2 separate regions of the Homo sapiens genome follow, and region 2 is linked to region 1. Evidence: chromatin contacts called from ENCODE Hi-C or POLR2A ChIA-PET data. All regions are on one chromosome and are shown on one strand. Each heading gives the region's core, a stretch centred on a gene start or an enhancer-like site at or near the end of the contact. The rest is flanking DNA. Distances are from core to core; before and after follow the strand shown.

What was found. Hi-C counts contacts between places; a loop is a spot of excess contacts on that map. ChIA-PET counts read pairs that join two places held with the same protein, here RNA polymerase II (POLR2A). Pooled maps may share reads with other maps.
Region 2: a map of mammary epithelial cell shows a loop between it and region 1 (10-fold over the local background). The contact joins two enhancer-like sites. A Hi-C loop is called at or near these places in 1 of 168 maps with a recorded cell type or tissue (mammary epithelial cell) and 4 of 50 pooled maps. POLR2A ChIA-PET finds 5 or more read pairs at or near these places in 1 of 52 experiments (OCI-LY7).

The regions. Positions count from the first base shown.
Region 1 is chr15:33,081,654-33,085,530 of GRCh38, reverse strand. The region is part of intron 5 of FMN1 (formin 1); the gene reads left to right. Among named protein-coding and RNA genes, the nearest start is that of FMN1, 110 kb to the left of the region's middle. Within about 2 kb of position 1,795, at least 3 of the 41 ENCODE cell types and tissues checked have a DNase peak (open chromatin) inside an H3K27ac peak, as active enhancers do; they include mammary epithelial cell, where a contact is called at or near this core.
Region 2 is chr15:33,276,125-33,280,389 of GRCh38, reverse strand. No RefSeq gene overlaps it. Among named protein-coding and RNA genes, the nearest start is that of RYR3-DT, 32 kb to the left of the region's middle. Within about 2 kb of position 1,394, at least 4 of the 41 ENCODE cell types and tissues checked have a DNase peak (open chromatin) inside an H3K27ac peak, as active enhancers do; they include mammary epithelial cell, where a contact is called at or near this core.

The sequences.
Region 1 (3,877 bases), core at 546-3,045:
CATGTGATATATATATTTGTATATATAAATACTGTGTAATTAAACAGTATATATTAGTATGTTGCTTAGTTTTTCATTAATCAGAATTATAAAACTAAAATAGTTTTTTTAGATTATTTTCTGAATCAACAGTTTTTATAGTTTGGGCCCTGTGTTTCCTTCCTCACCTCAAGCCCTTCTCCCCTCTTTGGACAGTGTGATTTGACTCCTATATGTTTAAATATTGATATTCTAGGTAAGGTTTCTATCTGAAAGGATTCTACTTATTTAGAACAAATGTGTATCCTATAAAAGACTACAAATTGGGGCAGTGTATACTGCTTGGGTGATGGGTGCAAATCTCATAAATCACCACTAAAGAACTTAACTCATGTAACCAAACAGCACCTGTTTCCCAATAGCTTACAGAAATCAAAAAGTAAAAAAAGAAGAAAAAAATAGCCTGCTGTTAATGACTAGCAGCTCACAAAAACCCCTTTCCTCTGGTGGGCTTTGGACTCTAAGCAATATATTGATCAGCCTGAGACATTGGACCAGCACTGCCGTGCTTCCAGTTTTAAACCTGACTTGCAGCGTCACAATCAGGATGTTAACTTTCTTAAGCCTTTTTCTGTGGCTACACTGACTCTCATTAGTACGTGATGAAAGGTAAAACATCTCATACTTGAAATAATTGGTGGGAGTTGGCATCCGTGAGTCAGGATGGACACTGGTGTTAAGGCTACAGCTGTTACTAAGTCCCCTCATTTAGCTGGGCATTCATCTTTTAGTTACTAAACTATGAGAAGACTCAGGGGTTCCTTGGGGAATGGCAGGAGGTGGGGTTGGTGTAGGACAAGCACTAGGAAGACTCTGGGGGCATCTATTTAACAAACTAAATGAAAACAAACAAACAAACAAAACCTCCTTTACCTTCACAACACTTCTGACATTCTGAGACCCAAGTGTACGTGTTTTTCATAACAAGCAATTCCCCAATTGCCTGTAGACACCAACTAGATGTCCCACAATTCAATTGACACGATCTACTTGGAACTGTAGCCACATCCCACAAGTTAAGGATTCGGTCCCACAAAACTGCCACACCTCAGATGCCAGTCACAAGTAGTGGGTTCCCAGGTTACCCATAACTTCTGTCCAACTTGGATACAAATAGGTTCCTATGACCCCCTCTTCGGGTTCAGTAATTTGCTAGGATAACTTGTACAACCCAAGGAAACAATTTACTGACTATTACTGTTACCAGATAGGGGTCTTGATCCAGACCCCAAGAAAGGGTTCTTGGACCTTACACAAGAGAGAATTTGGGGCAAGTCCATAAAGTAAAAGCAGGTTTACTAAGAAAGTAAAGGAATAAAAGAATAGCTACTCCATAGGCAGAGCACAGTGGTGTGGGCTGCTTGACTGAATATACCTGTAGTTATTTCTTAATTGTATGCTAAATAAGGGGTGAATTATTCATGAGTTTTCCAGGAAAGGGGCAGGGATTTCCTGGAATTGAGGGTCCCTCCCCTTTTTAGACCATATAAGCAAACTTCCCAACATGACCATGGCATTTGCAAACTGTCATGGCACTGTTGGGAGTGTCTTTTAGCATGCTGATGCGTTATAATTAGCATGTAATGAGCCGTGAGGATGACCAGAGGTCACTTTTGTAGCCATCTTGGTTTTGGTGGGTTTTGGCTGGCTTCTTTATGACATCCTGTATCAGCAGGGTCTTTGTGACCTGTATCTTGTGGTAACCTTCTTTTTTATCCTGTGACTAAGAATGCCTAATCTACTAGGAATGCAGCCCAGCAGGTCTCAGCCTTATTTTACCCATCCCCTATTCAAGATGAAGTCGCTGTGGTTCAAACGTCTCTGACATTACCAATTTATTACAAAGGATATTTTTAAAGGATACAAATGAATAGCCAGATCAAGAGATACATAGGGTGAGGTCTGGAAGGGTCCAGAGCACAAGAGCGTCTGTCCCTGTGGAGACAGAACTTCTTTGGGTAGGGTTTTTATGCAGATTTCATTACATTGGTGATTAGCTCAACCTTTAGCCTCTCTACCCTCCTGGAGGTGAGTTGTTGGGACGCAAAATGCCAACCCTAATCACAAGGTTCCCTTGGCAACCAGCCTCCCATCCTCTAAAAGTCACCTCATTAACATAAGTTCAAGTGTAGTTGAAAGGGGCTTGTTCTGAATAACAAAAGATGCCCCTTTCACCAATATTGTTTCTGAGCTGTTTCAGAAGCTGAGGACAAAAAACAAATATTACAACTTCTATATATATTTGAATATATTTGAGTATATCCAAATATTATTACTACTTCTATGGCTCTTATCACTTAAGAAGTTACGAGGGTTTTAGAAGTTCTGTCCAGGACCCAGATGAAGACGAAATATACAGTGTATTTCTCATTATATCAGTATATCACACAACTGGTACTTTGGTGTAGATGCTAGACTGCTGTGTAGGGAAGCTCTGTTTGGGTAATTATCCTGCAAATCCTGGTCAAGCAAATTCTGTAGACTATTATGGGCAAACTACAAAGCTCTGGAAAGACTGAACCCAAAGCTCTGTCAGCTCCACTTTTGGGCCATGAAGTTTCCAAATATTGTATGGGACATGCCTATATTACAAAATTTTTTGGTTTTTTTTAATCTAAAATTCATATTTAACTGGGTATCCTATATTTTATTAACTAACTCTATCACTCCTAGATATTACTTTTGAAACAAGATCCAAATGTGTGAATTGCCCTTGGGTAGCATCTATCAGTCACCCCGGAGCGCCCATTTAGGACATGAATATTAAGAAGTTAGCCTGAAGAGTCAGTTTTTTATGTTCCACTGAACTAGGAGCTACCATTAGCCATGCATCTCAGGTCCTAGGGCACTTTCAACCAGATTTATCAAAGGCAACTGAATATAGTCAGAGACTAGAGAAGCACTGGGGCCTAAATTCTTATAACAAGTGCAGTTTCCTGAAGATACCATTGGAGAGGAATGCTCACCATGGAGAATAGTTTGTAATGTGTCTATAAACAAAGACATGGGTGGGTAGAAAAGACCCTAAAAAGAGGTATGGCCTGAAATTGAAAACAAAGATATGAAAAGCAGGAAACAGGTAAGTAGTCATTAGGATTATATCCTGGTGGCAGTACTCTCTGGAAATAAGATTTTGCATGCCAGCTTTTAAAACACTTTGGGAGGCCGAGGCAGGTGGATCACCTGAGGTCGGGAGTTGGAGACCAGCCTGACCAACATGATGAAACCCCGTCTCTACTGAAAACACAAAAATTAGCCGACCGTGGCGGTGGGCGCCTGTAATCCCAGATGCTCGGGAGGCTGAGGCAGAAGAATCGCTTGAACTGGGAGGCAGAGGTGACAGAGCGAGACTCTGTCTTACACACACACACACACACACACACACACACACACACACATTGTTTTCCAGCCTGGGTGACAAAGCGAGACTCCGTCTTACACACACACACACACACACACACACACACACACCCCTGAACTCTTCTTGTTGATTCTGGTTTCCAAGGCTCATCACAATCCCCTTCTCACCTGTGAGGCCCTGCATACTTTTTACTGAATTAGCTTAATTGTCTGGGGAAGACAAAGCATCCCGTTCCAAGTAATTGTATCTTATGAACCTGGATGTAATTACCAAGGCTCCTCCCAAGCTTGACTGTCTAAACGGTAATAAGAACCTCCATGTCTTACCGATCACTTCCTAAAGGCCAGACCCTGCCCTTAGAGGTGTTAGTATACATACTGTACAAATCAGCAAGGGCACGGGCAGGATTTAAACCCAGATCTGAGTCTAGACTCAAGTACTTAAATGTTAAGTCCTTCTACCGCTCCACTACTTCTG
Region 2 (4,265 bases), core at 145-2,644, 200 kb before region 1:
AAGGGGAACATCACAGACCGGGGCCTGTTGTGGGGTGGGGGGAGAGGGGAGGGATAGCATTAGGAGATATACCTAGTGTAAATGACGAGTTAATGAGTGCAGCACACCAACATGGCACATGCATACATATGTAACCAACCTGCATGTTGTGCACATGTACCCTAGAACTTAAAGTATAATTTAAAAAAAATTAAAAAAGAAAGACAGTGTCTGCACGCGACTCTTAGAACCGCTGCAGCCAACTTCCACCAGGCTGAGAGCTGAGACAGCACTAATAATAACAGACTCGAGAGATGGAACAAAATCAGGGCCTTGGTAGCATTGCTGAGCCACTGAATCAATTTAGCCTGAAGCCTCTGGACTTTCAGTTAGGGAAGGTAATACATTTCCTGATTGTTTTAGCCACTGTGAGTTGGGGAAAAGGAAGCGGTCTAGGGGAATGATTCACTGTGGGGTGAGGGGAATATTCACAGGCACAACCTAAAAGGGTGGACAGTGACGGAGGTCATGGACATGGGGTAGGGTAAGTTAGGTAGACTGGGTCCACCCAGCCCTTTGTCTCCCTTACTAAGCAAGCACACTTTGCAATCAAAGCAAAGCTAAGAGAAAGAACTTTCCTTGGGGTTTCATGTGTTTTACTTAGCCAATGTAGCAGGGTTACAAATAACTCAGACTATATACTCACATGTACAAAGAAGTTGTAGTTAATTTCCTGTAAGCCTCCACCCCCTCTAGGTACTTGCTAATTAACTTGCTAATTAGAGTTTCTGTCTCTTAGGGTTTAAACAGTCTCCTTTTGGTTAAGTAATCATATTATTCAAAGTTCAATTTCCTACGGGGCCTGGCATGATTCATACATTTTGGATGACACAGTCTCTGGGTAAATCCTCAGCCTTCAAGAGTGCTGCTTTACTATCTTTCTCCTTCCTAAGAGATGGATCAGACACCTTACAGTGTTCCTGCGGTGGGTATCCTTTGGGGGCTTGCTGCTGTAGGATGGCTCATCTGATCTATACACTTAACTGGTAACCACTGTGTTATGGCCCATCCCCTATAACCTTCTCAGATCTTGCACTGGTACTCATCTCTGGAGTCTGGGTCCCAGCTACCTGCACCTTTATAAAGACCCCTCTCATGGGAGCCTCTTCATCCTGCTGGTGCTCTGGCTCTCCCAGCACTTCCCATCACTTGAACAGGGCACATAGGCATCCTTGCAGGCAGGCTGAGGCTTTGGGGGAGCCAGGAGCACTGCCCCAGCCTCACCTGTCCCGTCAGCTCCCCCTGCTCCATGACTCTGATGCCATGTTGGACATGGAGCCAAGCAGAGTGCCACACTCCCCAGGGGGTTTCTGCCTCCTCCGGCTTCTCTTGGGAAAGCAGCCCTGAGCCTGAGGGTTGTGGATGACTCAGTGGTGACTCACTTTTATGTTCCTATGTTCCCATTAGCTCAAGGCTTGGGCTTCAGAAGGGAAGAAAATGAAGACCTTAGCCTCTAGAACTTACCTTTGGTTCCCTTGTCCTTTTCATAAACTTGAAAGTGTTGAAAATTTTAGGCTTCTCATTTTCCCATCTTTTTTCACAGGCCTCCTCCCACCTAAGACTCTAAGGTCAGTACCATCAAGCATTAATCTGTTAAAGAAAAGAGCTTTAGAATTTAGAAATACCATCTCCATCTCCATAAAGTTTGCCTTTAAAAGCTTTTAAACTTACAAAACTGGTTAAGCAAAAACCCTTAAGAATAGAAATTTAAATGACTTTTTAAGGCAGGACTACCTTTTTCTTGTGTGGTACAATGAACCTCATTTTCAACACTGTCAAGTTTGTGAAAAGGACAAGAGAACCAAAGGTAAGTTCTAGAAGCTAAGATCTTCATTTTCTTCCCTTCTGAAGCCCAAGCCTTGAGCTAATGGGAACATAGGAACATAAAACTGAGTATCAGACTATAGGAAAAAGTGACAACAAATCAACTCCATCTATCTATATCTAATATATATATATAACAATATAATATACAATTTTATGTATATATAAAAATCTATTTAATTAGTCACACTACAGAAAAATGGGGTTAGAGCAGTGGTCATAATTAATGATGGGGAATGAATGGAGACACATGGAGTTATCCCACCACCTACCGAGTTAGACAGGGTACAGTGCCTGTTCTGTCTTCTCCTCTGCAGCCCTATTGCCAGGATAGGAAATACAGGTTACATGAGCTTTTTGATCAGCTATATATCCTTCTTGAATGCTTTGATGAACTGTTATAATTGGTTTTGCAAGTTTCTATTTCTCTCCACTGTTATGCTAAGGAATTAAATTCAAAATGCTACAGATAATCTTTGAATAAATATGATTTCAATGAAAAGGGGTCCATAACCCTGTCTAATTAAACCTTTCTATTCTCTGACATCGTTTCAATAAAATATCTGATCTTCTGCAATGACTCCAATAATTGGTTACAGTTGTTCACTGAAATTCAAATTCCCTTCCCACTATCAGAGGAGAAGCAGAGCCTGCATCTGCCCCAGGACACACCAGGGCAAACACAATAGCTAGACAGAGAGAGGATTGTTGTTCTCAGCTGGGATCTGAAAAAAAAAATCCATCATCTCAAAAACCAAATACAGAAAGTGAATGTATTAATTTTTAATGAAGAAAATGTAACTAACAGGAGGGTGGATGCTTGTGTTCAGTGAGTGCAGCTTCTCCCTGAAGACAATTTTCCTGGGATACTAAATTATTATCAGAATGTTGTTTGGTGAGCATGGCATTACAGCAAGTGGAACTAGTTGGGTAAATTCTGATGCACATTGACGTTGGGGTGGATCCACTGCAGCCCCTCTAGGGCCACAGCTACCCCTGGGGTGGGCTACTTTCTCTCCTGGACATTTTGGAGATACACTGCTGTCATAAGAGTCTCTGAATCTAACTTTTCTTTCCTGTATACATTAAAACAAACATTTCCAACCTTTTCCTCCTATTTGTTTATTTCAGAAAACTTAGACAAGCAAAATACAACAAAATAAATAATACTCTCCCAGAGACAACCACTATTAAGATCCTGGACATTCTTTCAGACTTCTGTTTTCATCAGTTGTCGTTCTGACTTTTTCTGCGCTCAGTCATCCCAATCTCCATCCCCAATCAAGTGTGGGTCCCAGCCCTGGGTGAGGGCCTGGGGAAAGGGTAGAGGAGGCACTCAGAGCACACAGTTCAGCACCTTCTCAGAGGTATAATTCACATGTGCTAAAGACCATGGCAGCAGTTTGAGCAGCCAGCAGAGTGCTCCACCAGAACACGACAAACACCCTGGGAGTTTGCTTTGCCCATGTTCCCTCATAAATGAAATTTCCATCCCATATTCATGGACAGAAGAATCAATATTGTTAAAATGCCCATACTACCCAAAATGATCTACAGATTCAATGCAATTTGTAGTAAAATTTCAACATTTTTCAGAAAATACAAGAAACCCTAAAATTTGTATAGAATCACAAAAGACACCAAAACCAATGCAATTATGAGCAAGAAAAGCAAAGCTAGAAGTGTCACACATCCTAATTTCAAAATATCTTACAAAGCTACGGTAATCAAAACAGTATAGTACTGATGTGAAAGCAGACATATAGACCAATGGAACAGAATAGAAAGCCCAGAAATAAACTCACATATATGTGGTTAGTTAATCTTTGACATGGGTGTTAAGAATACCCAATGAGTAAAGGATAGTCTCTTCAATAAATGGTACTGGAAAACTGGATATCCCAAAGCAAAAGAATAAAATTTGAGAGAGAGGTGGAGCAAGATGGCAGAATAGAAGTTTCCACCGATTATTGCCCCCTCAAGGACACCAATTTAACAACTATATAGAAAAAAAACACCTGTATAAGAATGAAAAATCAGTGAACAATCATAGTACTTGGTTTTAACTTCATATTGCTGAAAGACTCACTGAAAAGATAGAAAAAAACAGTCCTGAATTGCCAACAAAACTCCTCCCCACCCCCTGCAGTGGCAGAATGGTGTGAAGAACAGAGAATGTCTGGGCACTGGGGGAGGGAGAACACAGTAATTGTGAGGCATTGAACTCAGTACTGTCCTGTTAGAGCAGAAAGGAAAACTGGACTGAACTCAGCTGATGCCTGCCCACCAAAGGAGCATTTACACCAGCACTAGCCAGGGGAAATCGCCAATCCCAGCAGTCTGAACTTGAGTTCCTGCAAACCTCGCCACTGTGTGCTACAGAGCTCTGTATCGCTAAATGA